Linked DNA regions of Homo sapiens: region 2 is linked to region 1. Evidence: chromatin loops called from intact Hi-C (ENCODE). Cell type or tissue: GM12878. All regions are shown on one strand. Links, peaks and the distances in the headings refer to the core of each region. The heading gives the core; the rest is flanking DNA.

Region 1 (15,987 bases), core at 3,418-11,417:
GTGCACGCCTGTAATCCCAGCTACTCAGGACGCTGAGGCAGGAGAACCGCTTGAACTAGGGAGGAGGTTGCAGTGGGCTGAGATCGCATCACTGCACTCTAGCCTGGGCAACAGAGCGAGACTCTGTCTCAAAAAAAAAAAAAAAAAAAGGGCTAGTTTCACTTGCTGATGGTGTGGGCCATGGGGGTGAGAGGGCAGCCTTGGAGTGAGGGTGTTATCTTGTGGATAACAAGACTGTGAAGGGCTCCCGGCCAAGGGTGAGAGGGCCCAGGGCAGGTTCGTAAGGCAAGTCACTCCCGCTTTCTCCATCCAGAACTTCCCAGGAGTTTCCAGTGACCAGAGCACATCATCCTGGGAAACCTGACCGTGGAGCTCAGTGGCAAAAAAAAAAACTCATGTGAAGTCTCCTACTATGTCTTAAAAATTGGTCAGGCAGCCGGGCGCGGTGGCTCCCGCCTATAATCCCAGCACTTTGGGAGGCCAAGGCAGGCGGATCACCTGAGGTCAGGAGCTCAAGACCAGCCTGGCCAACATGGTGAAACCCCGTTTCTACTAAAAATACAAAAATTAGCCAGGCATGGTGGCAGGGGCCTGTAATCCCAGCTACTTGGAAGGCTGAGGCAGGAGAATCGCTTGAACCCGGGAGGCAGAGGTTGCAGTGAGCCGAGATCGCGCCACTGCACTCTAGCCTGGGCAACAGAGTGAGGCTCTGTCTCACAATAAAAAACAAACACACAAAAAATTGGTCAGGCGTGGTGGCTCATGCCTGCAATCCCAGCACTGTGGGAGGCCAGGGCAGGCAGATCACTTGAATGTCCAGGAGTCTGAGACCAGCCCAGGCAACATGGTGAAACCCCATCTCTACAAAAAGTACAGAAATTAGCTGGGTGTGGTGGTACATGCCTGTAGCCTCAGCTACTGAGGGGGCTGAGGTAGGAGGATCGCTTAAGTCCAGGAGGTGGAGGCTACAGTGAACTGAGATCATGCTGCTGCACTCTGGCCTGGGTGAGAGAGCAAGATCCTTCTCAATTAAAAAATAATAATAATTAAAAAAAAAAAACTGAAGTAGAGCTAGGCACAGCAGCTCAAGCCTGTAATCCCAGCGCTTCTAGAGGCTGAGGCAGGAGGCTCACTTGAGCCAAAAGTTTAAGACCAGCCTCGGCACCACACTGAGACCCCCATCTCTACAAAAAAAGTTTTTTAATTAGCCAGGTGTGGCATGGTGGCACACACCTGTAGTCCCAGCTACTCGTGAGACTGAGATGGGAGGATCACTCGAACCCAGGAGTTGGAGGCTGCAGTGAGCTACGATTGCACTACTGCACTCCAGTCTGGGTAACAGAGCAAGACGCTGTCTCCAAAAAAAAAAAAAAATTAAGTAGATTTTGCATTCTGCTGTCTTCTCCCTATTATGTCTTTGTTGTTTTTTTTTCAATTTAAGAGTATTTTAAAATCATATTTGTTCATCATAACTGTCTCCTGAGAGCCAGGTTTCCGCCTTGTCTTCCCATGGCTCCACCCTCACTGCGCCTTCCTACAGCACAAATATGGCACAGCTGCAGAGAGTGCTCTGGCCACCCCCACACAGCAGATACTTTGGAAAGTGACTTGTTTTGACCATTCTTTCAAGCTAACAAACAGGTTGTTCTGATGCTGAGCTACACTTAAAAAACAACAAAAAAAGGGGGGGCAGTGGGAAAACGAGAGCCTGTCTGGCTGCTCCTTACGGCGGACAAGCAGTGAAAAGGTACTGGCTTTTCTGAGTGCCCTTCCCAACCCTTCCACCCTCAGCAGGCAGAAGGTGCTGGAGCACCGGGCCAGGAACACTCACAAGGGGGCACTTTTTTCTGTGCTTCAAGCTCCAGATGCCAGAACGCGGTTTCCTTCCTACCTGTAGAAAGGTTTAGGCAATCCCCAACTCCAGGGATCAAGAAATAGCAGCCTTCTCCCAAGACTCACTTTTCCCAATTTTTGTGTTTTGTTCAGTGGTAGATCCCCAGCACATGGTGGGCTCTGGAAGCATGTTAAGACATGAATGCATTCCTTCGAGGTGCCTTATCGTCAATGGACAACCATAAAACACTTCAGAGGAGACCACATAACCACCAGAAAGAACGAAATAACTGCCAGTGCTGCCATTTGGCCACACCCTAAACGTGGCTGGAATGTAAGTCTACACATCTGGGGGCACAAGCTTTGGAAAAGCAGTCAAGAGGGCGCCTGCCATAGGGCCTGAAAGGAGATCCGAGGCATAGCTCAGAGTCCTCCCATATTTATTTCTGCTCACTCGATACGCACCTCTCCCTTGTCAACCTGGTACAACATGTTTATTTAAGAGATAATGTTGCGGTGGAGGAGTGCACAAGGCAATAAACAGCTTTTGCAGGCAATTAAATGCAGAAGTGAAATTGAGCTGCTGGTCAGCGGAACCAGCCATTCATTGTGAGTTTGTTCCAGTGTCACAAATGTTATTCCTGTTTCACAACAGGACAGGAATCTATGATTGGGCCACAAATCTCCTACACAGGCTGAGGCAGACCAGAAGCAATTAAAAGCAGCTCTCAGCAGGCAGGGCATTTACACAAAAGAGCCTTAAGATTCTGGAATGCCGAGCTAGGAGACTGCTCTATTTTTTAAGGAGGTTTGGCACTTAGTAGGTGCTCAGTAATTATTCGTGGCTTGCTTGTTTTTATAGGGAGGCTTGCAGGAAGTCTCAACTGTACAATAAAAATTCGAAACCCTTTCTACTCATCTCTAAGAATTCCTTCTAGCTTTAAAAAGTTATGACGATCTCCACTAGAGTCAGTTTTTTTTTTCTAGGAATCAAAAAGGAGTTGTTGGTTTTAATACAAATTGTTTTCTTGTTTCTTTTTTAAAATATTGATTTTTTTTGAAGAAAGATTTGAATCTTTCTTGATTCTGATATAAATCAGAAAGGAGTTATCCTACAGGATACAAAAATCAACATACAAAAATTAGTTAGCATTTCTATACATGACTAGTGAACCATCTGAAAAAGAAATCAAGAAAACAATCCCATTTACAATAGTTAAAAAAATACATGTAATCAAAGAGGTGAAAGATTTCTTTACTGAAAACTATAAAACACTGATGAGAGAAACCGAAGACAGATAAATGAAAAGATATTCCATGTTCATGGGCTGTAAGAATTAATATGGCTAAAATGTCCACACTACCCAAATTTGTATCACAATCTAAAAAGAAAAAGAGAGTTTACATCCTACTAGGCAGGATAGCTAATAAAAAGATGACTCCATCTGGTTAAGTTAGGAGGAGAGTCCGGCCTTAGCAACACAGTCAAGAAAGTAGTTGAAGACCCAACCTCACATTCTGGCCTCAAGGTTGAGCCATTTTCACACCAAGAAAATCAGTCAGGAGAGAACAGCACAGGTGCTCTCCAAGTGCAGCGGTGGGGCACCTTCTACAAAGAAGACAGAAAAGCAGGGCAGCAACCAAAGAAGAGCCCCCGACTCTGCCCTCTCCTAGGAAGCTGCCACCAAGAGGGGCAAGGCATTGTCCAAAGAGCAGAGTGAGAGAGCCTTCCAGGAACAGCAGAAAAAGCGAAGTGAGGAAAAGACTGCCATCCAGATCTCTGTTCCTGACACTTCTGCTACCTCTCTGGGCCAGGCACGGTGACTCATGCCTGTAATCCCAGCACTTTGGGAGGCCGAGTGGGCGGATCACTTGAGGCCAGGAGTTTGAGAACAGCCTGGACAACATGGTGAAACCCCATGTCCACTAAAAATACAAAAATTAGCCGGGCGTGGTGGCACATGCCTGTAATCCCAGCTACTTGGGAGGCTGAGGCACAGGAATCACTTGAACCTGGGAGGTGGAGGTTGCAGTGAGCCAAGATCACGCCACTGCACGCCAGCCTGAATGACAGAGTGAGGCCCTGTCTCAAAAAAAGAAAAACAACAATAACAAAAGAAAAAAGAAAAACGACTCTGGTTAAAAAGTGAGCCATCCAGTTTCTCTCCCTTCAACATTAGCTAAAGGTATTATTTGTAGATTTTTACTATTTAATTTTAATACTTCTTTATAACATCTATGTCTTAACGCATTTTGCACCATTATCATTTTTACCTATACTTTATGTTTTCTATTTCCTAAGGGCATCAAATTCTTCCCCAAAGATACAGAAATCAATCCATACACATTCATACTTGGTCCATATTCGCATGTCAGTCTTTTGATAATAGTTAACATATGTATTTTTATACCCTATCTTGCTACAAAGGGGATCTGAGGTAGCTAACGAAAATACATATGAACAAACAGTCAAGAACTCAATAGATTTTTTAGGCCGGGCGCGGTGGCTCTCAGGAGACAGTTATAATGAACAAACATGATTTTAAAACATTCTTAAATTGGAAAAAACCAACAACGACATAATAGGGAGAAGATAGTAGAATGCAAAATCTACTTAATTTTGTTTTTTTTTTTTGGAGACAGTGTCTTGCTCTGTTACCCAGGCTGGAGTCCAGTAGTGTAATCATAGCTCACTGCAGCCTCCAACTCCCGGGCTCCCATCTCAGTCTCAGTTCCACAGATCATTGCATTTCCTTTATACGTATATTACCTCTCAATTCCAATATCAATGTGCTTTAAAAGCTCCCTTCAAAAATAGTATGATTCCCTCACGCCTGTAATCCCAGCACTTTGGGAGCCCGAGGCTGGTGGATCACGAGGTCAGGAGATTGAGACCATCCTGGCTAACATGGTGAAACACCATCTCTGCTAAAAATACAGAAAAAAAAATAGCCACGCGTGATGGCACGTGCCTGTAGTCCCAGCTACTCAGTAGGCTGAGGCAGGAGAATCACTTGAACCCAGGAGGCAGAGGTTGCAGTGAGCCGAGATGGCGCCACTGCACCCCAGCCTGGGCGACAGAGCGAGAATCTGTCTCAAAAATAATAATAATAATAATAATAATAATAATAATAATATGATTCCAAAAATAAAACGTATGAAGAACTTAAGAAAATTTGTAGCTCAGGGGATTAAAATTGACATTTTAATATGCCCAAGAAGTCAGATCCCTGAGGGTAGCAAAAGATCCCAAAAGTGGAATGACTTCAATTTTATCAACCTAATGACTTCAATTTTAACAACATTTTAATACCTGAAAAAGGCAGACGCAAAATGGAACAGAATGGGTCAGAGGAAAATTTCAATTCACATTTTCTTGAAGTGGGCTTAGAAAAGTCAATTCTTTTTTTCTTTTGAGACAGAGTCTCACTCTGTCGCCCAGGCTGGAGTACAATGGCGCGATCTCTGCTCACTGCAACCTCCACCTCCCGGGTTCAGACGATTCTTCTGCCTCAGCCTTCTGAGTAGCTGGAATTACAGGCGTGCGCCACCATGCCCAGTTAATTTTTGTATTTTTAGTAGAGACAGGGTTTCACCATGATGGCCACGCAGGTCTTGAACTCCTGACCTCGTGATCCACCCGCCTCGGCCTCCCAAAGTGCTAGGAATACAGGCATGAGCCACCGCACCTGGCCTAAATAATGCTTAAAAAGTCAACCTCACAGAATCAGAGAACAGTGGTTGCCGGGAGCTCGAGGTGGAGGAAATAAAGGGATGTTGGATTAGCGAGGAGTGGTGGTGCGTGCCTATAATCCCAGCTACTCAGGAGGCTGAGGCAGGAGAATCACTTGAACCCAGGAGGTGGAGGTTGCAGTGAGCCAAGATCGCACCAGCCTGGGCGACAGAGTGAGACTCTGTCTCAGGAAAAAAAAAAAAAAAAAAGAAAAGACAAGAAAAAAAAAATCTCAGTTTAAAATGTTCTTACTCCTTCAACAGAACCAAGATACTAATGGTTGACAAATATCTACTGGTCAATCAAAGCATTTATATACAACAAGGGAAATAAAATTCATTGAGCTGGAAAAAAAAAAAGATGTTGGGCAAAGGGTAAAAAGTTTCAATTACGGCTGGGAGTGGTGGCTCATGCCTGTAATCCCAGCACTTTGGGAGGCTGAGGTGGGCCAATCACAAGGGCAAGAGATACAGACCATCGTGGCCACCATGGTGAAACCCCGTCTCTACTAAAAATACAAAAATTAGCTGGGCTTGGTGGCGCGTGCCTGTAGTCCCAGCTACTCGGGAGGCTGAGGCAGGAGAATGGCTTGAACCCGGGAGGCAGAGGTTGCAGTGAGCCGAGATCGCGCCACTGTACTCCAGCTGGGTGACAGAGCAAGACTCCCTCTCAAAAAAAAAAAAAAAAAAAAAAGTTTCAGTTATAAGATGAGTAAATTCTGGGAATCTAACATACAGCATGGTGACTGTACTTAATAATATACTGTACACCTGAAAAATGCTAATAGAGTAGATCTTAAGTGTTATCAACCACACACATAAAAATGGTAACTATGTGAGGTGATTAATGTGTTTGTTAATTAGCTTAATTGTGGCAATCATTGTGCAAGGTACACATATATCAAATCATCACATTGTACATCTTAAATATATACAACTTTTTTTACCCATGATACGTCAATAAAGCTGGGAAAGTGAAAAAGAGGGTCAAACACTTGCACTGAACTCCCAAATATATATGTGGCATTGCGTTGAATCAAATCCCCACTGAGGAAGCCTGAGCATGGCAAATGCATCCAGAATGAGAACAGTTCTTGCAGAATCCTAATGTCTTTCACTTGGAAGAGGGCTTGGAGGTGTTGAGTCTAACTTTTCACCTACATATTCCCACAACATACCTCTGTACAAGGTAATCTAGCCTCTGAATGCTTTTGATGCCTTCAATCTGCTGCTAACAAACGGGCATGATGAAAATGGTTGCAACTGAGGAAGCAGAACAGCCCTAGATAAACGCTCCCTTCTCTAATAAAGTAAAATGCTTTGTTTTACTCCAAATATCAAATGCCCTTGATTGCATGCTATTTTAAAAATACATACTTGGGGCCGGACACGGTGGCTCATGCCTGTTATCCCAGCACTTTGGGAGGCCGAGGCGGGCGGATCACCTGAGGTCAGGAGTTCAAGACCAGCCTGGTCAACATGGTGAAACCCCATCTCTACTAAAAATACAAAAATTAGCCGGGTGGGGTGGTAGGCGCCTGTAATCCCAGCTACTTCACAGGCTGAGGTGAAAAGAAGCACTTGAACCCAGGAGGCAGAAGTTGCAGTGAGCTGAGATCCTACCACTGCACTCCAGCCTGGGCAACAGAGCGAGACTCTGTCTCAAAAACCAAACCAAAACAAACAAACAAACAAAAAAAAAAACAAACTTGGAGAATGAAAGACTGACCTCTATTCCTAGCGAAAAATGCACCCAGGTTGGGTCCAGCTCAACAGTGACCGAATTCCTTTTCTTACCTTTCTTCCATACAGATTATGACCTGTTTCCTTCCCAAGGTGCAAATTCATCACGCAGATTACTGCCACCCAGAAGGCTTTACCCAGCATTTTCTAAGGTGCCCAACGAAAGTGGGGACAAAGCTGGAGGAGGTGGTACCTCATTCAGTACTTGTGATCTGCCTGTGCCCAACTGGTTATTTATGCAACATTCAAAAAATGAGAAAAGTAAAATTTGAAAAAGAAAACAAGTTTGTACATTATTTCTTTCCAATTCCTTGCAGCCAACCTTTGAGGCTAAAGGGCATTATTGACAGAGTAAAAAATTCCTTACACATTTTGCATATTGTGCCTACATGTGTGCAAAATGGCACACACACATATGTGTGTGTACCTGTGTGTGTCACCTGTGTGTGCCTCTGGGCGCACAAGTGCGTGTGTGCCTCTGTGTGTATGTGCATGTGTGTGCACATGCATGTGGCTTTCACACAACCAGTTCACTCTCTGGGTAATTAATATCATACCTGCCACTGGTTTCCTGTCTGACCAGGCACATAAGGTCCGGGGAGGCCCCGAAGGCTGTTCTTCACAGGGGATCCCCCGAGGGGATTTCCCACCTCCCCAGAAGCAGAATCAGCAGCCAAGGCCATGGAGTACTGCGGGCAGTTGTATAGATTGTTGTAATAAGGAAACAGAGACGGCTGGTAGAAGCTGCTGTAGTAGGTGGAGTCTGAAACCAGGTCAGGTGTGTTCTCCACATGCCCTCTGCTGGTGACAGCAGGAATATCCTGGATGACCATACGTCCCTCTAAATTGGAAGAAAAAAGAAAAATACAACATGGTATTAATGTTAGTCCACGAAACTTTACTTCTAAACCTTCCTACCCAAGACCTGCGGAGCAAGGTAGCTGAATATGCAGAAGACAAAACCATCTGTTGCTTCTCCTATAGCCAAAATAAGGGAGAGTTTCTAAGGTTCGCTTCACTCTGGTGGCACAACCGAAAGACTCAGCTGATTGTTTTTACTGAGAGTATCAAAACCATTTTAGAGGTGATTTTAATTACATAAAGCCCAACAGCACAACTTCTATCCAGAAATTCCTATCCTAATGTCAAGAAACTGAAGAGCAAATCTAGTTGACCTGATTGTGCATTCTTAAAACAAAATTAATTGTAGCCACATAGATAGGTTAGAAAGTCAAAACGAGTGGCCAAGAGTTTAGGTGAATTTAGGTGAACACCTGTTTCCTTAACTTCCTTCCACAGGTGATCAGGTATCTTCAGAAATCTGGCCAAAGGTGCGGACCAGGGGCAAACTTCTAGTGTAAGAGGTCAGTAACTATTTCAGGTTTTGTCAACTATTCAATCACTGCTGCAGCATGCTTGTGTTGCAATAAAACTTTATTTATAAAAACAGGCAGTGGGCTGATCTAACCCAAAGACTAGTTTCCCAACCTCTGGCACAGACATTAAAGTGTTTATTGTCAATTCCAATAAATGAATTCCTAAGTCATCCATCCAATGGACATTTATTAAACAATGTTCTAAGAGCCAGTCCGGGTGCCTGAAACGTCTGCCAGCTGCCGTGCCCACAGGGAGTCTACGGTCTAGGATAGAAGATGGGAAGGGAATACCACCTACCACCTACCATCATACAGGAAGACCCATAAACTTCCATGGGAAGTCAGAGGAAACAGAGATGGCTTGTAGCCTAGTTAGAAATTCATGGACAAAACTGCACCTGAGTTGCACTTAAAAAAAGATGCAGGACACAGGTGAAAAATGAGAAAAGGAGAGGAAGGAGAAAGGAGCAGCAAGGACAAAGGAGTGGAAGCAGGAAAGTGGGGGTAGAGTTTGGAATGATGGGCAGGGAAGTGAGGCTGAGGAACTGGATGAGAAAAGGGAAGGAGACATGTAGTATGAAAGATGGGCTAGGGTAAGGTGAGGCGGGCCTCAGTCCAGCTCTCCTGACTCTGGGATGTAATGGGAACCACTGAGTTCTGAGCAAGGAGGTTACACGGTCAGAGCTGTGCTTGGAGGAGATTTATCTAAGGGCAACTGCTTAGGGCAAGTGAAGGAGAGAGAGATCAGAGGCAGAAAGACCTGCTAGGGAACCACCAAAGTGAGTTCAAGGACAGACCAGAACTCTAAGGCCTGCAAATGTAAGAGAGGAGCCTGTTCCAGGGACATGTGGGGGATGAAACGCAACAGAACTGGAGGGCTGAGGGGCTGCCAGGAATTAAGATGCAGGGGAGGCAGAGAGCAGGAGCCTGGGTGTGTAGAGCAGAGGGTGGGCAGGTGTGCAGGTGGAGGGCTGGGTGAGGGTGAGGAACATGAAACGCGTGCTTTTGGGAGAGGCTGAGACTGGAAGCCAGATCCAAGAGTCACCACTGGAGGTGCTAGCTCCATCTGGGCAAGGAAGGGAGGAGCTGTTACAGAATAAAGGAGAGCCAAGACCTGGAGCGTGAAAAACAGAGAATACAACGTCACAGAGGTTAAAGCTGACTTGAATCACAGAGCAAGCAGGCTGTGGTGTCAACTGCTGCTGGGACATCAAGCAAACAGTTCTAGAAAAGACCAACAGACAACTAGGTCTTCAGGGCCTTGCGGTTTTAACCATGATGAAAGGAGCAGATGCAGGCCTGCAAGAGAGCAAGGAGCAACAAGCAACAAGAAATCCAAAGAGATGACTCCAGTGAATGGCCTCTCTCCTACCAGGACTACCAGGACGTGAGATCCAGCAAGAAGGCACCCAGCCTCCGGGCACACCACTGTGTCCTCCGTGCTTAGCACACTGCCAGACACAGTGGGTCAATATTTGCTGAAGGGACTGAGGAATAATCATTTTTCAAGTAGCTTGGCATCAAAAATAATGTGAGTTAAAAGTAAAAGCTCCAGCCAGGCACGGTGGCCCACGCCTGTAATCCCAGCACTTTGGGAGGCCGAGGCAGGTGATTCACGAGGTCAGGAGATCAAGACTATCCTGGCTAACACGGTGAAACCCTGTCTCTACTAAAAATACCAAAAAAAAAAAAAAATTAGCCAGGCGTGGTGGCGTATGCTTGCAGTCCCAGCTACTTGGGAGGCTGAGGCAGGAGAATCGCTTGAACCTGGGAGACAGAGGTTGGAGTGAGACGATATTGGGCCACTGCACTCCAGCCTGGGCGACAGAGCAAGACTCCGTCTGGGAGAAAAAAAAAAAAAAGTAAAACCTCCAGGGAGTCATAAGATCTTGTCGTTTCACTTTTATTTTGTTTATTTACTTATTTGAGACAGGGTCTCACTCTGTCGCCCAGGCTGGAGTGCAGTGGTACGATCTCGGCTCACTGCAACTTCCTCCTTCTGGGCTCAAGCGATCCTCCCACCTCAGCAGCCCAAGTAATTGGGAATACAGGCGCAAGCCACCATGCCTGGCTGATTTTTGTATTTTTTTTAAGTAGAGACGGGGTTTCACCATGTTGGCCAGGCTGATCTCGAACTCCTGAGCTCAAGCAATCTGAATTTTAATAAGCTCTTAGCTTTTTTTTTTTTTAATTTTTTTGTATAGAGATGGGGTCTCACTATGTTGCCCAGGCTGGTCTCAAACTCCTGAGCTCCAGCAATCAAACCACCTTGTCCTCCCAAAGTGCTACGATTACAGGCATGAGCCACTACACCTGGCCTTGTTTCACTTTTCTAAAAAGGTTTAAGGCTGAGCGCGGTGGCTCACGCCTGTAATCCCAGTACTTTGGGAGGCTGAGGTAGGTCTGATCATTTGAGGTCAGGAGTTCGAGACCAGCCTGACCAACATGGTGAAACCCCGTCTCCACTAAAAAAAAAATACAAAAAAAAATTAGCCGGACATCGGCATGGTGGTGCGTACCTGTAGACCCAGCTACTGCAGAGGATGAGGCAGGAGAATTGCTTGAACCTGGGAGGCCGAGGTTGCAGTGAGCAGAGATCGCGTCACTGCACTCCAGCCTGGGTGACAGAATGAGACTCTGTCTCAAATAAAAAAATAAAAATAAAGAAATAAATAGAGGTTTAAGTGTCCTTAAGCAGACAGAATTGGCTCATGAGAGAAATTTCCAGCACAATGCATGGCCCAAAGAAGGTGCCCAGAAACCATCCACTGGCTGAGTGTGTGGGAAAACAAAAACATGCAAGGGAGAGGGCAAAACTAAAGTGCAAGCTCTGGAAGGTCTGGCTGAGATCTACAACAAAATTTATTTTTGAAGCCTCATTTTAAAGTCAGCATTGGTGTCACTTTTCTCTGAAAGGAAACCAAATCCACCTATGCTAGGCTCCTGTAAATGCACTCCCAAACCACTGTTTTATTCTATTCCTTTCCTTTCTTCTCTCCTCTTCCCAGCTAATGAGATGAGACATTCCAATGCCATTATTCCACACCCCCAAGTCTGGAGAGGGCACATGTCCATTCGCTCCTCCTCAACTTCCCCACTGGGCCTTTCTCTTATTTTAAACATCAGTTTGGGCCGGGTGCGGTGGCTCACGCCTGTAATCCCAGCACTTTGGGAGGCTGAGGCGGGCGGCCTGAGATCTCAGCTCAGTCGGCCTGAGCCAAGATCACGCCACTGCACTCCAGCCTGGGTGACAGAGCAAGACTCCGGCTCAAAAAAAAAAAAAAAAAAAAACACGTTTGGTGGCGTTAAGTGGTGGTTTTCTATATCATTCTTTTGTTTTCAAGGTCATGTCTCTATTGTTTATCTGATTACAAAAGCCTTATGAGCTTCTCAAATTTAATAAATTATATGAGCATCTAAGTCAGAAAAAGAATAAATGACCTATCCTACCATGCAGTCATAAACATTAATGGTTCATTCCTATACAATCTCACAGACATTTAGGAAGGCATTTTAGACACTTAGGCCTGTCCCTGCATTAAAAACACTGAATACCTCCCACTTAAGGCCTGCCTTTCAAAAGCAAGCTTCTTAAAAAAGAAAACAAAATACAGTAGCAGACGAATAAATAGAAACCCAAGGATTCCAGCATTCCAGAATCAGGGCACAGCACAAGTTCTTGAATTTCTGCAGCATGACCTTAATCTGAACCTTTTATCAGGCCTCAGTTTATCAAGCAACAAAATAATGGCAGTAATAACTCTGAAGGTAACAAGAGAATGGCTTCAATAAACTGCATAGTAAACCTCAACTAAAATGCTACGTCAGGTCAAAGCAATAATTTGTTTTGTTACAGCTGACTGTAATTAGTTAACAACACCATCACTTTTCCACTTACCCGTATTTTATTTCCTCTTTCAAGTTATACCAAGCTTTAAGAATAAATAGGAGATATGTATTGGAAAAGTTGTTCCATACCAATATTTAAATAATAAAACCATTTGAACTTTGGAAGAGCAGATGTCTGCCTTTACGCTGTTAAAATGTTTAACCACTTTAAAAAAGTTAGATTTGACAAAGTACTATGTGTATAAACCACCGAATTCTATATGTTAAAATTCCCAATTAAAATTCTCAGTCAGTGTTAAAAACAGCTTCATAACTCCTGGCATTTATATGAACACTGCTAGTACATGGAAAGGTTGAAATTAATATCTGTCAAGCTACATGTGTCTAATCCAATGGTTCGCACAGTGTGGTCCCTGAATCAGTAGCATCAGCATTACCTGGGAACGTAAAGAAATGCAAATTCTTGGGCCCCACCACAGACTGACAAAATCATACACCCCGAGAATGGCGCCCAGCAATCTGAATTTTACTAAGCTCTCCAGAAATTCTTTTTTTTTTTTTTTAATACAGATGGGGTCTCACCATGTTGCCTAGGCTGGTCTCAAACTCCTGGGCTCAAGATATCCTCCTGCCTTACCCTCCCAAAGTGCTGGGATTATAGGTGTGAGCCACTGCATCCAGCCCAGGAGATTCTGATGTGCTAAAACTGTTGAGACACACGGCTGTACTCTCAAAATTCAAAGCAACTGCTCCACACGCTATTCCTAAAAATATGAGATACCTTCATGCCCCTGACTGCATCGCTGTGACAGTCCTGACTATTAACAACTGCTCCACACGCTATTCCTAAAAATATGAGATACCTTCATGCCCCTGACTGCATCGCTGTGACAGTCCTGACTATTAAATAAAAGTATACAACAAATGAGGTCAGGCACAGTGGCTCCTGGCTATAATCCCAGCACTTTGGGAGGCCGAGGTACAAGGTTCACTTGAGCCCAGGAGTTCGAGACCAACCTGGGCAAACAAAACCCCTCTACAAAACATATAAAAATTGGCTGGGCATGGTGGTGCATGCCTGTAGTCCCAGCCACTAAGGGAGGCTGAGGAAGGAGAATCACTTTAGCCTGGGAGGCAGAGGGTGCAGTGAGCCGAGATCGCACCACTGCACTCCAGCCTGGGCAAAGGGGCAAGACTCTGTCTCAAAAGGAAAAAAAAAAAAAAAGAATTCCATTGTATTGAAAAGCTAGGCTTCTACCTAAATCACTCAGAGCTTAGATCCCAAGCTGTATGTACTGTGTGTGTATCGCTGCCAAATGGTTGTGAGTTTCATGGCTTACATCCAGACTTTCTTCATTTATTCTAACCACAGTAACTTAATTCATCTATTCAAATGCTTATTCCAGTTGACAAATATTTATTAAGCACCTACTATTTGTCAGGCATTCAGTTAGATACAAAACATTGCAGAGTCAAAATTTAATATTCTTCAGAAGACTTCTGGGTAATCCAGAGGAGCAGGTGTTACAAAAATCATTTATTCTTGACCTTAAGTTGTATTTTTATATTTAGATTTGATTCATTCACTAGTTATCATATAACAACTATGTTCAAAGCTTTCTTTAAATGTTGTCAAAGGCACAAAAACATACTTTAAACATTACATTTTTTCTTAAGAATTTGCCATCTATTTGGGGAAATTAGGTGCAAACTGGGAAATCTACAAAGCAATAATCCAAGTGCCGCAGTGACAGTATAGATAATGTCACCAAATGGTTCTATATAGAGAGGTGTCAGAAAAGGCCACGGTGAGTGATGAGCCAGAGTGGAGGTGATTTAGAGACAGTGGGTAAACACTCAAAAAAAGGAGAATAATACCAATAGAGTCATGAGGGAGGTCAACAGAGGCCCAAAGGAGAGAAAGGACAAGACGCGCTCCAGCCACAGTGACCAGATGAGCCTGGCTGGACTGCAGAGTTCACAAGTGACAACTGCAAATGAGAATGGAAGGTTATGCTGGAGTTAATTGCTGAAGACCCTGAATGTGAATGCCAGGCCAACAAGTTCTCCTCTAGGGAACCAATGAAGGTTTTCAGAGCAAGGGAGTAGCAGAAATATATTTGGGAATCTGGTCAAAGCACAAAAAACAGACCTAAGAGAATAAGGAGATGGGGGAATAGACTAGGTGCTTTAAATACTCCAGGCAAGAAGTCACTTTAAGCTTGCACAAGGAGGCCGTAGTAAAGGAAGGAACTTCATGAAAATCACTGGCAGATCTCCTTTTCTATGAATTCCCTCCAAACAACTAAGTTACATTGTTTGTTTGTTTGAGAGACAGTCTCACATTGTTTCCCAGGCTGGAGTGCAGTGGCGTGATCTCCTGATCTCGGCTCACTGCAACCTCCGCCTCCCAGGTTCAAGTGATTCTCCTGCCTCAGCCTCTGGAGTAGCTGAGATTATAGGCTCCCGCCACCACGCCCAGCTAATAAATTACATTGTTAATATCTGTCATCCAGAGACCAGGAAAGCAATCCAGATTCCCTTTTGATGCTTGTTCAACTGCTGAGTGATCATAGAATAAGCAGCTTCAGAAGGAATATCCGATTCCTTGCCCAGACTGACAGAGGATAAGCATAAGCAGAGTATACCTACCATCTGTCCAGCCCATGCTACAGCAAACTCCCCAGAGAGAAGCCAGCAATATTTGCTTCAACACTGGGGTGTCAGCAAAGATGGCAGGCCAGCCTAAGTGTCCCTATTAATTGATGATAAACCTAAAAGTAATATTTCCAACTGATACGCCACAAAACACACAAATTTATCATACAAAATTTAAAATATGTATATATTTATATATACATAAAGTTTTCAAAAAGTGGTTTTCCACATACAATTAATAAGCTCCCCCAACCATATCCATTCCCACTCTGAGCCACAGGAAAAAAAAAAGTCACAGTAAGAAGTGACAGTTTGGCCGTACACGGTGGCTCACGCGTGTAATCCCAACACTTTGGGAGGCTGCGGCGGGTGGATCACTTGAGGTCAGGAGTTTGGGACCAACCTGGCCAACATGGCAAAACCCCATCTCAAAAAACAGAAAAACTAGCCGGGCGTGTATCTGGCCCGTGCCTGTAGTCCCAGCTACTCAGAAGGCTGAGGCAGGAGAATCGCTTGAACCCAGGAGGCGGAGGTTGCAGTGAGCCGAGATCGCACCATTGCACTGCAGCCTGGGTGACAGAGCGAGACTCCGCTCAAAAATAAAAAACAAACAAACAAAAAAACACAGTTGGCTCCATGAACCTGAGCTGAATGCACCAATGTTTATCAAGTCCCTTGATCTGAGTATGAATTACTCCTGCCAGTCTCCATGGCTTGTGTGCACTGTAACACGGACTTTTAAAACTGCATGGCCAATACAACTAAGTACAGCAACCACAGAAGTATATTGAAGGGA
Region 2 (13,572 bases), core at 1,749-9,748, 970 kb before region 1:
GAAACTAACACACCTTCCCTTCTGCTGCCAGAGTCTCAGAAACCAAGATATCAGGTCCATCCTCATGTATTATCTCCCCTGTTGGATTTCCCATTCCTTCATGGAAAAATTCTGATTGTCTAAACTTTTTGCAGTTCCTTTAGGTCCTTGCTGCACCTGAGACAGCAGAGGAAGAAGCTAACAGAAGGCAATATCTTTTTTTTTTTTTTTTTTGAGGCAGGGTCTTGCTCTGTTGCCCAGGCTGGAGGGCAGTGGTGCAATCTCCACTCACTGCAACCTCCACCTCCAGGGTTCAAGCAATTCTCCCACCTCAGCGTTCCAAGTAGCTGGGACTATACAGGCACACACCACCACACCCGGCTAATTTTTGTATTTTTTGATAGAGATGGGGTTCTACCATGTTGGCCAGGCTGGCCTGGAGCTCCTGAACTCAAGGGATCCGCCCCCGTCGGCCTCCCAAAGTGCTGGGATTACAGGCATGAGCCACCACACCTGGCCAAGAAAGCAGTATCTGAAAGGTCTCCTGGAGGTAGCAGGGAATGCAGTAACACAGCACTCTCCGGATTGGTTAGCTTCTGAAGAGAATATCCTGGGCCTTGATGTTTTCAAGCATCAATATCCCTAAGCTGGTGTGTGTGAGAGAAGGACACGGATTATCCTGGAATGATACATAGTGTAGAAGAACAGAGAACTCTGATGCTGATTACAGAATAAAAAAGTGAGACGAGAGAAAAACCCCAAACTTGGGTTGACTGTGTATAAGAAATACTAATTACAGTCATTTCTGTGAACTGCTTACCATTGATAGCTAATTATCATGCAGCATAATAACAATTATGTATATCATTAAATATGTATCAGATTCGTTTTATTTGATTACAATAATAAACTCCAGAAACATACAATGTCAGGCCTAGAAGACGACCTTGGGGATCAATGTCTAGGTCTTTCCCTTCATGTTTGCAGACGCTGAGGCTAGTCTGTGGCAGATGTTTTTGGCAATGCTGGGATGAGAACATGTTTGTGGCATTCCAAGTACACTCCCCATGGGAAACCAGCATGAGGTTAGAGCCAGAAATCAACAAGAATTGCATCCTTCCTGACTTGTATTGAAGTGGTACCTAGCCCTGTCGCAGTTCCTGGCAGTGATTGAACTTATCCCGTGTATTTGTTTGTCCTGTTTTCAGGCTGTAGTATTAGAGTAGTTGCTCAATAACTAGTTCTCAGATGGAATCAATGAATGAATGACTCCTCAAGGGAAAGACTCTGATAGAAGGATCACATTTTAGATGTGTTGACCAGCCCTAAAGGCCAGTGCTGAGGTCTGACACCACAGTTTTCTTTCTGCTTTCCTTATTTGATCATAAGAATCATCTGAGAAACTTTAAAAATATACACATTCCCAGGCCATTCCCCTGGAAGCTCAGCTTTGGTCAACCTGGGTAGAGTTCCAGGAATTTTTTTTTTTTAAACACTCCAGGAATTTGTTATGTTCAATGTATTTAGAAAACACTGATAACTATAGTTGTATCATATTGAGAGCACGTCGATCAACTCACAACCTAAAAGAAACAGAGAAAACCTTAATTCGAGCATTTCCAGGAAGAAAATGTCATGTTTAGTCACCATTGGATTGTTTAAAGAATCCACTGGTGTTGACACGACGCGTAGCATCTGAGGAAAATGAGCATGCATGCTTTTAGCAAATTATGTCATGCCAGGCACAGCACTAGGTGCCAGGGGGGACAGTGGCATGGGACAGATGAAATCCTTGCATATAAGAGAGCCCACTGCCCAGTGGAGAGACACAGGAGAGACTGGGCAATTCTTCCCATTCACTTATTAAGTTATAATTTACATAGAGTAAAATTCACCCTTTTAAGTAAGTGTACAGTTCTCTGAGCTTTAAAAACACAGTTTTATCCCCTTCAAAAGTTCTCTGTGTCCCTTTGTAGTCAAGCTCCAGGGAGACCAGCTGTCCCAATTTGTCTAGGACTGAGGGGTTTCTGGGATGGAGACATTTTGAGCTAAAACTGGGACAGTTCTAAGCAAATGAAGGTGATTTGGTCATCCTATTAAGTCAGCCTCTCCTTCTGCTTGCAGCCCTCGAAACTGTTCATCTGTTTTTGGTCCCTATAGTTTTACCTTTCCAGTTTGGAATCATACGGTATGTAGTCTTTCGAGTCTGACTTCTTTCACGTAGAATAACGAATTAGATAATTTTTTCACGGTGTTGTATATATAAGTAATTTGTTCCTTTTTATTGCTGAGTAGTATTCTACCACATGGATGTATTACAGTTGTTTATCCATTCCCCAGGCAATTTTAACTGAGTGTAAAATCTGTGTTAGGGTTTGAGTGACCTCTGCCACAGGATTAGGGGTGTGCTGCCCCTGCTACCTGCCTGAGTCTTGTAGGACTACTCTCTGTGGTCCCGTGAAAATGAGCCTTGTCCGCATGAACTTCCACTACCATCTCTCCATCCTGCAACTTAACATGTGAGTGCAAGACAAAGGAGGAGGGTGGTGAGCAGAGACTGGAGGTGACACAGCTGTGGCAGGGCTTACTCTGAAGGATTCTAAAGTACTGCATACACCTATGCAGGATTCATTTCACCCTGGAAATATAGCCCTGAAATAGAGCATGAGCATCAGAGAGAGGAAGTCAGTTGCCACCTTGCAGGATCACAGCAAGCGAAAGAGGAGGAGAAGAAGAAAATGTACATCTGAAGCATTAGAGAAATGCCTCCTCTCATTAAAATGTGCCTAGGTTCAGCAGATCAGACCCAGGTCTATTAAACATCCAGGGAAAGTATTCCTCGCCATCAACTAAATAAAACTCATTTCATTTCCTTGAGAAGGTAGGAGCTGAAGTCACTTCCAGTTAATAAAAAACTTAAGGTGGGCAAAATAAAATAATCTCACCTTGACTCAGGAGGATATCTTTAAACAGTAACAGCAAATCCAACTCTTTCCCCCTTTCTTTGCCTTTTCCAAGAATAGACTGCAAAACCCAGCCATGTTTGAAAAGAATATGCATCTGCAGCTCTCACTGCAGTCTATAAAGCTCCTGACATTTTCTCCAGGTCAGAGACACTGCATGCAAATACCTGTCTATCTATTCACATTCTGCCACTCAGGCAGTGAGGCAAAAAATCTGGACTCAATCCCTGCCTTGGGATAATTGCTTAGCAAACAGGATGCACATAATCCATTTTCATTATTAATACTCCAGTTAGGAGCCAGGCTCTATGTTTGGTTTCTCATAACGAGAGCTGCCTTACAATGGAGGTGATGCAATCTACCATTCAGCTCACAGCATCGAGAGGAGGCAAAGAAACGCCTCCTGTGGCAGATTTAGATTCCAGGCATTTCTGCTCCCCATAAAGCAGTAGGCTAGATGGGCCCACTATTGAAGAGCAGGACGTGCTGATTTTCCTGCCTGGGTGATTCTGTAAAAATGTCTTGCCTTCTCATTTGTTTATTGTATATTATATGTTCTTCATCTGGGTCCGATAGCTCCTTCGAAGGCATCTGCCCCATACGATTGCACACCCAGGGAGTGAAACTGCTGGCATGAAGTACAACAGAGTTTGAAAGTGATTGTCAAGCAGGGCTAATTCAGATGTAACCAGCACAACCCTCATGGCTGGCTCAACCACACAGCGGAAACCTGGTTAGTTTTTAAAGGTTATTTTTTTTTTTTTAAATGCTTGAACTAGAGATGTTTCCTGAAGAGAGTTAAAGGACTTCTTGGTGAAATCTGTTCTCCTTCTCCTGCAGCATTCATTCCATCTCAGTGGAAGGTGATTTGCTATTAAAAGTAAAGATAATCCATTATCACCCTGAGTCTTGAACTGCCAGGGGGAAGCCTGTAGCTGACTGGGAGGAAAGGCTGATAACTTGCATTTAAAGAAAAAAAAATATCAATTGCCAGTTGGTGTCTTGCCATCAGTGAGAAATACGGCATAAATTTGTCCACAGTCAGAGGGACTGAGTCCCTTGGAGAATTTGCAGTGGGATTTGAAGCCTTCCTATTTACCTCTAGGTGATTAGTTAGAGCCCAGTTTGGATCTGCAGTGACTGAGATGGTTATTTTTATCAAGCTCTTTGGTGACAGGTGTCTGTATTACAAGAAACAAATTGGCACTAATTGGGCACTCCCATTGGCATCTTGGCAGCAGAGAGCAACCACGGCTTGATTTAGGGAAACTGCACATTTACAGGCAGGGGACACCTGTGCTGGACATACCCAGTCTGTTTTGTTGCTGCTGTTTATTTGTTTTTGTTTGTTTCAAGAATTTGAGATATGCTAATTTTAAGTGTGGCAGTTGTCACCAGCATTCTCTCCTACCCCATCACACAAACACATATCCATGAGAGAATTCTTCAAAATAGCGTGCTGATCAAAGGCCTGTCAATCTGTTTATCTGGGATCATCAATGAGAGGCACTGGCCAGTGACTCCACAAGGATCAAGACAAAAGTTCTCAGGGTCAAGGTCATTGTGTTTTTTGTTCACCAGTGTATCTGGCATCCACTTTGGCATGTTGCAGATGCTGAATAATTGTTAAATGAAGACATATTTGTTTAATTAATAGATGAATGCTCCCTCTTTCTCTTTTCTCTCTCTCTCTCAATGTGTTACAACTGCCCATGAATGGCAATTCTTTCCAGTTGAATCCTAGATATTCGAAGTTGTACTGAACCTTAGCAATGGTCTGAAGAAACTACCATCATTGTTCAGATGAGAAACATTAGGGGCTTGGCGAGATGCGTGACTGAGCTGACAGCAGGATCTGTTTTCTGAGCCCTGGTGTGTTGCCATCTCAATGCTTCTTCTGAGAAAGAGATTTCAGAACACAGAACATCGCTGTGAATGAACAGCACAATGGCTCATGAATAGAGAAACCTGATTTCTATATTGGGATCCTCTCCTGATTATGTGGCCTCAAGAAAATCACTTCACATTATTGTGTTTCTGTGGTTTATGGTCTATTTGGGGAGATAGACAAGTAACCAGGCAATCACAATAAAGAATGCAACATTGGAATAATAAAGGAACAACTTGGAAGACACAAGCCAAAAAATACTAGCACAATATGGGGGCAGATTACTTTTCAGCTCTAAATAACTAGTACGTTGGACTAGAACATGTAAGGCTCACAAGAGGTGGCCCTTGATTTATTAAGTCTTAAGGGCCCATGCGGCGATTTCAGAAGTGACTCGCCCAGCATACTGTAGTGATCCACCAGGGGGGAGTAGAGGTCAATTTGTTCTGTACCAGAGGAGGTGAAGTGATTTGTGTTTTGTAATTAAGGGGAGGTAGGAGAGAGGAAGCAAGACTTAGGCTAATGCAAATTCAAGGTGTCCTATTCTTACAGCATCTTCCATACCAGTGGCACCTACGTAGAATGACTCAAGTTTTGAGCTCTCACTGTGAACCGGAAGCAACTCCTTGCAATTTCACACCATTGTGGTAGTTTTCCAGAAATATAAGTCTAGGGAGAAAGGATGATACAGGATGGCTTCTTGGCTACAGAAAAATTAAATGTCCATTTATCCATAGCAAGGAACACATAAATAGATGGTTTTCTTTAGCTATTCAGAAACTGGACCATTCAGACTTTTGCTGCAGCAACTAGCCCAACTGATGAAGTTGGTTTCCGTTATCTTTTTCTAATGCAGATGTTTATAAACTTTCAAAAAATGGACAGAATGAAAAAAGATGTAGTTTAATCAGACAAATGTATAATAATTTCTTTATTTTTATTTTATTTTTTGAGACAGAGTCTTACTCTGTTGCCCAGGCTGGAGTCCAGTGGCACAATCTCGGCTCACTGTAACTTCCGCCTCCCAGGTTCAAGCAATTCTCCTGCCTCAGCCTCCTGAGTGAGTAGCTGGGGTTACAGGTATGTGCTACCATCCGCCGGGCTAATTTTTTGTATTTTTAGTAGAAATGGGTTTTTACCATTTTGGCCAGGCTGGTCTTGACCTCCTGACATCACATGATCTGCTCACCTCGGCCTCCCAAAGTACTGGGATTACAGGTTTCTGTCACCATGCCCAGCCTAATAATTGCTTCATAGTAGTCTTTTTTTAAAAAACTTGACATCATAATTATATGTATTTATGGCATACTGAGTGATATTTCAATACATATATACAATGTATAATGATCAAATCAGAACAATTAGCATATGCATCACCTCAAACATTTATCATTTTTTTCTGTTGGGAACATTCAAAATCCTCTATTCTAGCTATATGTAAATATATAATAAATCGTTGTTAACTATAGTCACCCTACAGTACTATGGAGCACTAGAACTTATTCCTCCTATCTAGCTGCAATTTTGTATTCATTAACCAACCACTTCTTACCCTCTTCTCCTCCCTCCTCTTTCCAGCCCCTAATAATCACAATTATACTCTCTACTTCTATGAGCTCAACTTTTTTAGCTACCACATATGAGTGAGAAAATGTAGTATTTATCTTTCTGTGCCTGATTTACTACACTTAACATAATGCCCTACAGACTCATTCATGTTGCCTCAAATGACAGGATTTTATTCTTTTTTAATGGCTGAATAGTATTCCACTGTGTGTACAGACCACGTTTTACTTAACCATTCATCTGTTTTTGGACACCTAGGTTGATTACATAGCTTGGCTACTGTGACTAGTGCTTCAATAAATATCAAGGGGGACAGATAGCTCTTTGATATGTCAATTTCCTTTTCTTTGGCTAAGTACCTAGTAGTGGGATTGCTGGATCATATGATAGTTCTATCTTTAGTTTTTTTCAGGAACCTCCATACTATTGACCAAAATAGCTGTACTAATTTGTATTGACACCAACAATGTGTAAGAGTTCTCCTTTCTCTGCATCCTTGCCAGAATTTGTTATTTTTTTGTCTTTTTAAATAATAGCCTTTCTAACTGGGTTGAGATGGTATCTCGTTGTGGTTTTGATTCACATTTCCCTGATTAGTGATGTTGAGCATTTTTAATATACTTTTTGGCCATTTGAGAGATATTTTCACCTGAGAAATATTTATTCAGATTCTTTGCCCATTTTAAACCAGATTATTTTTCTTGCTATTGAATTGTTTGAGTTCCTTTAATATTCTGGATATTAATCCCTCATCAGGTTAATAGCTTACAAATATTTTCTCCCATTCTACAGGTTGTCTCTCAGTGTGTTAATTGTTTCCTTTGTTGTGCTTAAGGTTTTTTAGTCTGAAATAATCCAATTTGTCTATTTTTGCTTTTTTGCCTGTGTTTTTGAAGTTGTACCTATAAAATCTTTGCCCAATGTCATGAAGCATTTCTCTCATATTTTCTTCCAGTAGTTTTATTGTTTTAAGCCTTACATTTAAGTCTTAAATCCATTTTTAGTTAATTTCTGTTATGGCGATAAATAAGGGTATAGTCTCACTCTTTTGCATGTGGATATCCAGTTTTCTCAGCACCATTTATTGAAAAGCCTGCCATTCCCCAGTGTGTGTTCACGGTGCCTTTATCAATCAGTTGGCTATAAATGTATAAATTTCTTTCTGGCTTTTCTATTCTGTTCCATCAGTCTATGTGTCTGTTTTCATGCCAGTACCATGTGTTTTGGTTATTTTAGCTTTGTAGAATATTTTGAAATCTAGTATTTCTGGTATAATACTTCCGACTTTTTCTTTATGCTCAGGATTGGCTATTTGGAGTCTTTTGTGGTTCAATATGAATTTCAGGATTGTTTTTCCTATTTCTGTGAAGAATGTCATTGGTATTTTGAAAGAGATCGCATTAAATCTGTAGATTACTTTGGGCAGTACGGTCATTTCATAATATCAGTTCTTCCTATTAATGAACATGAGATTTTTATTTTGTTGTAGTTATTGCTTTCTTTGTTCCATTTTCAGCTAGTTATTGGTATATAAAAATGCTACTGATTTTTGTATTTTGAAATTTTACTGAATTCCTCTTTCAGTTCTAAGAGTGTTTTGGTGAGGTCTTTAGGTTTTTCTATATATAAGATTATGTCATCTACAAAGAGGTACAGTTTGACCTACTCTTTTCCAATGTGAATGCCCTTTCTTTCTCTTGCTTAATTTCTCTGGCTAGGACATCCAGTACTATGTTGAATGCGAGTGGTAGAAGTGGACATTCTTGTCTTGTTCCAGTTCTTAGAGGAAAACTTTATTTTCCTCATTCAATATGATGTTAGCTGTTTTATATGGTCTTTATTTTGTTGAGGTATGTTTTTTCTACCTAAGTTTTTGAGAGTTTTCATCATGAGGAAATGTGTAATTTTATCCAATGCCTTTTCTGCATCTATTGAGATGATCATATGTTTTTTGTCCTTCATTCTCTTGATGTGATGTATCACATTTATTGATTTGTGTATGTTGAACCATCATTGCATCCCTGGGATAAATCCCACTTGATCATGTGTATAATCTTTTAAATGTCCTGTTAGATTTAGTTTGCTAGTATTTTGTTTGAATTTTTTCATCTATGTTCACTAGAGTTTTCTTTTTTTGTTGTTGCTGTGTCCTTGTCTGGTTTTGGTATCAGGATTATGCTGGCCTCATAGGATAAGTTAGGAAAAATTACCCCTCTCAACTTTATTAGAACAGTTTGAGAAGAATTGGTGTTAGTTTTTCTTTTTAATTTCCCATACTACATGGATGTAAATGTTAGTTTTTCTTTAAATATTTGGTAGTATTTAGCAGTGAAGCCATCCGGTCCTGGGCTTTTCTTTTTTGGGAGACTTTTTATTGCTGATTCAATTTTGTTACTCATGATTGCTCTGTTTCCCTTTTCTATTTCTTCTGGGTTCAGTGTTGGTGGGTTATATGTGTTCAGGAATTTATCCATTTCCTCTAGGCTTTTCAATTTGTTGGCATATTGCCTCTAATGATCCTTTACATCTCTGTGAAATCAGTTGTGATGTCTCCTTTTTTGTTTCTGATTTTATTTAGATTTTCTTTCTTTTTTTCTTAATCTAGTTAATGGTTTATTGATTTTATTTATCTTTCAAAAAATAACTTTTCATTTTATTCATCTTATGCATATTTTTTTCAGTCTGTATTTTCTTTAGTTTTGCTCTAATCTTTATTATTTTTTTTCTTCTACTAATTTTGGGTTTGGTTTGTTCTTGCTTTTCTAGTTCCTTGAGATGTATTTTTAGGTTGTTTATCTTAAATCTGTCTAGTTTTTGATGTAGGTATTTATTTCCATAAAATTCTCTGTTAGTACTGCTTTTGCTGTATCCCATAGATTTTGCTATGCTATAATTTTACTTTTAGTTGATTCAAGAAACCATTTTCTTTCTTAATTTATTTAATCGACCCAGCGGTTGTTCAAGAGCATGTTACTTAATTTTTACGTACAGTTTCCAAAGTTACTCTTGTTATTGACTTCTAGTTTTATTCCATTTTGGTCTGAAAAGATACTTGATATTGCTTTGATTTTTTTAATGGTCATACTCCTCATAGCAGTATTTATTACAGTGAATGCACACAAAGAAAAATCAGCAAAGGGAAGAGTGCATGATGGGGTGAAATCCCAAGAAAACAGGTACAGACTTCTAAGAGTCCTCTCCCAGTGGAGTCACACAGGGTGTACTTATTTTTTTTGCAGCAACAAATTGTAACATATGTGAAATTTTGTGTTACTGGAGATCATTAGTGACTCAAAACCTAGGTTTTTATGGGGGTGTGGTTACATAGACATTTTCTGCCTAGTATGCACTGAAATTCCAAACTCCCAGAAGGAAAGCAAATATTCAGCATAAACCGTATTATTTAGGTACGGTGAGCCACTCTTACCAGTTAGAGTGGCAGGAACTGTTCTGAAATCTAAGTTCCCAAATGCCAGCTAAGAGGCATCTTTTAAGCAGGTCTTTTGAAGGATAGTAGTCAGACCTGCTATGTTAACTCTTTTCTGCACACTACTTCTCAAGCTTAATAATTCTAGAAGTTATGTCATTCATATTACAGATATTATTAACGGCACTTTTTTTCTTGTTGGCAGAGATTAAGATGAGTTTATAATGTAAAGTTTAAAAAAATAGGTAAACAGAAAGAAAAAAAGTCATATAATCATGCCATCAAGAAATGACCATTTAAAAAAGTCTGGTATACATCCTTTCAAATATTTTTCTATGCATATTTTTGAAAATGTATGCACTTTAAAAAAATTTTCCTTTTTAAATTATACTTTAAGTTCTAGGGTGCATGCGCACAACGTGCAGGTTTGTTACATAGGGATACATGTGCCATGGTGGTTTTGCTGCACCCATCAACTCGTCATTTGCATTAGGTATTTTTCCTACTGCTATCCTTCCCCTAGCCCCCCACCCCCTGACAGGCCCCAGCATATGATGTTCCCCACCCTTTGTCCATGTGTTCTCGTCATTCAACTCTCGCCTATGAGTGAGACCATTCAGTGTTTGGTTTTCTGTCCTTGTGATAGTTTGCTGAGAATGATGGTTTCCAGCTTCATCCATGTCCCTGCAAAGGACATGAACTCATCCTTTTTTATGGCTGCGTAGTATTCCATGGTGTATATGTGCCACATTTTCTTTATCCAGTGTATCATTGATGGACATTTGGGTTGGTTCCAAGTTTTTGCAATCGTGAAGAGTGCCGCAATAAACGTATGTGTGCATGTGTCTTTATAGTAGCATGATTTATAATCCTTTGAGTATATACCCAGTAATGGGATCACTGGTTCAAATGGTATTTCTAGTTCTAGATCTTTGAGGAATCACCACACTGTCTTCCACAATGGTTGAACTAATTTTCACTCCCACCAACAGTGCAAAAGCATTCCTATTTCTCGACATCCTCTCCAGCATCTGTTGTTTCCTGACTTTTTAATGACCGCCATTCTAACTGGTGTGAGATTTATCTCATTGTGGTTTTGATTTGCATTTCTCTAATGACCAGTGATGATGAGCATTTTTTGATATGTCTGTTGGCTGCATAAATGTCTTCTTTTGAGAAGTGTCTGTTCATATCCTTTGCCCACTTTTTGATGGGGTTGTTTTTTTTCTTGTAAATTTGTTTAAGTTCTTTGCAGATTCTGGATATTAGCCCTTTGTCAGATGGGTAGATTGCAAAGATTTTCTCCCATTCTGTAGATTGCCTGTTCACTCTGATGATAGTTTTTGCTGTGCAGAAGCTCTTTAGTTTAATTAGATCCCATCTGTCGTTTTGGCTTTTGTTGCCATTGCTTTTGGTGTTTTAGACATGAAGTCTTTGCCCATGCCTATGTCCTGAATGGTACTGCCTGTTTTCTTCTAGAGTTTTTAGGGTATTAGGTCTTACACTTAAGTCTTTAATCCATCTTTAGTTAATTTTTGTATACAACGTAAAGAAGGGATCCAGTTTCAGCTTCTACCTATGGCTAGCCAGTTTCCCCAGCACCGTTTATTAAATAGGGAATCCTTTCCCCATTGCTTGTTTTTGTCAGGTTTGTCAAAGATCAGATGGTTGTAGATGTGTGGTGTTATTTCTGAGGCCTCTGTTCTGTTCCATCAGTCTATATCTCTGTTTTGGTACTAGTACCATGCTGTTTTGGTTACTGTAGCCTTGTAGTATAGTTTGAAGCCAGGTAGCGTGATGCCTCCAGCTTTGTTCTTTTTGCTTAGGATTGACTTGGCGATGCGGGCTCTTTTTTGGTTCCATATGAACTTTAAAGTAGTTTTTTTCCCATTTTGTGAAGAAAGTCATTGGTAGCTTGATGGGGATAGCACTGAATCTATAAATTACCTTGGGCAGTATGCCCATTTTCACAATATTGATTCTTCCTATCCATGAGCATGGAATGTTCTTCCTTTTGTTTGTGTCCTCTTTTATTTCATTGAGCAGTGGTTTGTAGTTCTCCTTGAAGAGGTCCTTCACATACCTTGTAAGTTGGATTCTTTTTATTCTCTTTGTAGTAATTGTGAATGGGAGTTCACTCATGATTGTGCTGTTTGTCTATTATTGGTGTATAGGAATGCTTGTGATTTTTGCACATTGATTTTGTATCCTGAGACTTTGCTGAAGTTGTTTTTCAGCTTAAGGAGATTTTGGGCTGAGATGATGGGGTTTTCTAAATATACAATCATGTCATCTGCAAACAGAGACAATTTGACTTCCTCTTTTCCTAATTGGATATCCTTTATTTCTTTCTCTTGCCTGATTGCCCTAGCCAGAACTTCCAACACTATGTTGAATAGAAGTGGTGAGCGAAGGCATCCTTGTCTTGTGCTGGTTTTCAAAGGCAATGCTTCTTGTTTTTGCCCATTCAGTATGATATTGGCTGTGGGTTTGTTATAAATAGCTCTTATTTTGAGACATGTTCCATCAATACCTAGTTTATTGAGAGTTTTTAGCATGAAGGGCTGTTGAATTTTGTTGAAGGCCTTTTTTGCATCTATTGACATAATCATGTGGTTTTTGTTGTTGGTTCTGTTTATGTGAGGATTACGTTTATTGATTTGCATACGTTGAATCAGCCTTGCATCGCAGGGATGAAACCAAGCTGATCATGGTGGATAAGTTTTTTGATATGCTACTGAATTTGGTTTGCCAGTATTTTATTGAGGATTTTCGCATCGATGTTCATCAGGGATATTGGTCTAAAATTCTCTTTTTTTGTTGTGTCTCTGCCAGGCTTTGGTATCAGTATGATGCTAGCCTCATAAAATGAGTTAGGGAGGATTCCTTCTTTTTCTACTGATTGAAATAGTTTCAAGAAGGAATGGTACCAGCTCCTCTTTGTACCTCTAGTAGAATTCGGCTGTGAATTGGACTTTTTGGTCTTGGACTTTTTTTGGTTGGTGGGATATTAATTATTGCCTCAAATTCAGAATCTGTTATTGGTCTACTCAGAGATTCAACTTCTTCCTGGTTTAGTCTTGGGAGGGTGTATGTGCCCAGGAATTTATCCATTTCTTCTAGATTTTCTAGTTTATTTGTGCAGAGGTGTTTATAGTATTCTCTGATGGTAGTTTGTATTTCTGTGGGATTGGTGGTGATATCCCCTTTATCATTTTTTATTACATCTATTTGATTCTTCTCTCTTTTTTTCCTTATTAGTCTTGCTAGTGGTCTATCTATTTTGCTGATCTTTTCAAAAAACCACATCCTGGATTCATGGTTTTTTTAAGGTTTTTTGTGTCTCTATCTCCTTCAGTTCTGCTCTGATCTTAGTTATTTCTTGCCTTCTGCTAGCTTTTGAATTTGTTTGCTCTTGCTTCTCTAGTTCTTTTAATTGTGATGTTAGGGTGTCAATTTTAGATGTTTCCTGCTTTCTCTTGTGGGCATTTAGTGCTGTAAATTTCCCTCTATACACTGCTTTAGCCAAGTCCCAGAGATTCTGGTACATTGTGTCTTTGTTCTCATTGGTTTCAAAGAACATCTTTATTTCTGCGTTCATTTCGTTATTTACCAGTAGTCATTGAGAAGCAGGTTGTTCAGTTTCCATGTAGTTGTGTGGTTTTGAATGAGTTTCTTAATCCTGAGTTCTAATTTGATTGCGCTGTGGTCTGAGAGACAGTTTGTTATGATTTCTGTTCTCTTACATT

The links. Peaks named below come from ENCODE experiments on the same cell type or tissue, not always from the same donor. Only the 100,000 strongest peaks of a DNase experiment are listed, where the experiment ranks them.
Region 2: a loop joins it to region 1, with 2.7 times the contacts of the local background. A loop is called at or near these places in 3 of 110 quality-filtered maps.

The regions. Positions count from the first base shown.
Region 1 is chr9:886,074-902,060 of GRCh38, reverse strand. DMRT1 (doublesex and mab-3 related transcription factor 1) reads right to left here. Exons shown (of 5, transcript NM_021951.3): 3 at 7,866-8,149. Among named protein-coding and RNA genes, the nearest start is that of DMRT1, 52 kb to the right of the region's middle. RefSeq lists an enhancer at 7,816-8,135. In GM12878, for the core only: CTCF peaks have their summits at 8,109 (motif pointing left) and 9,731; a DNase peak (open chromatin) is centred at 7,970.
Region 2 is chr9:1,861,751-1,875,322 of GRCh38, reverse strand. All of the region lies in intron 2 of LOC105375951 (a long non-coding RNA gene), which reads right to left. Among named protein-coding and RNA genes, the nearest start is that of SMARCA2, 150 kb to the left of the region's middle. RefSeq lists an enhancer at 3,363-3,412. In GM12878, for the core only: a CTCF peak has its summit at 5,243 (motif pointing right); a DNase peak (open chromatin) is centred at 5,362; H3K27ac peaks cover 1,135 bases.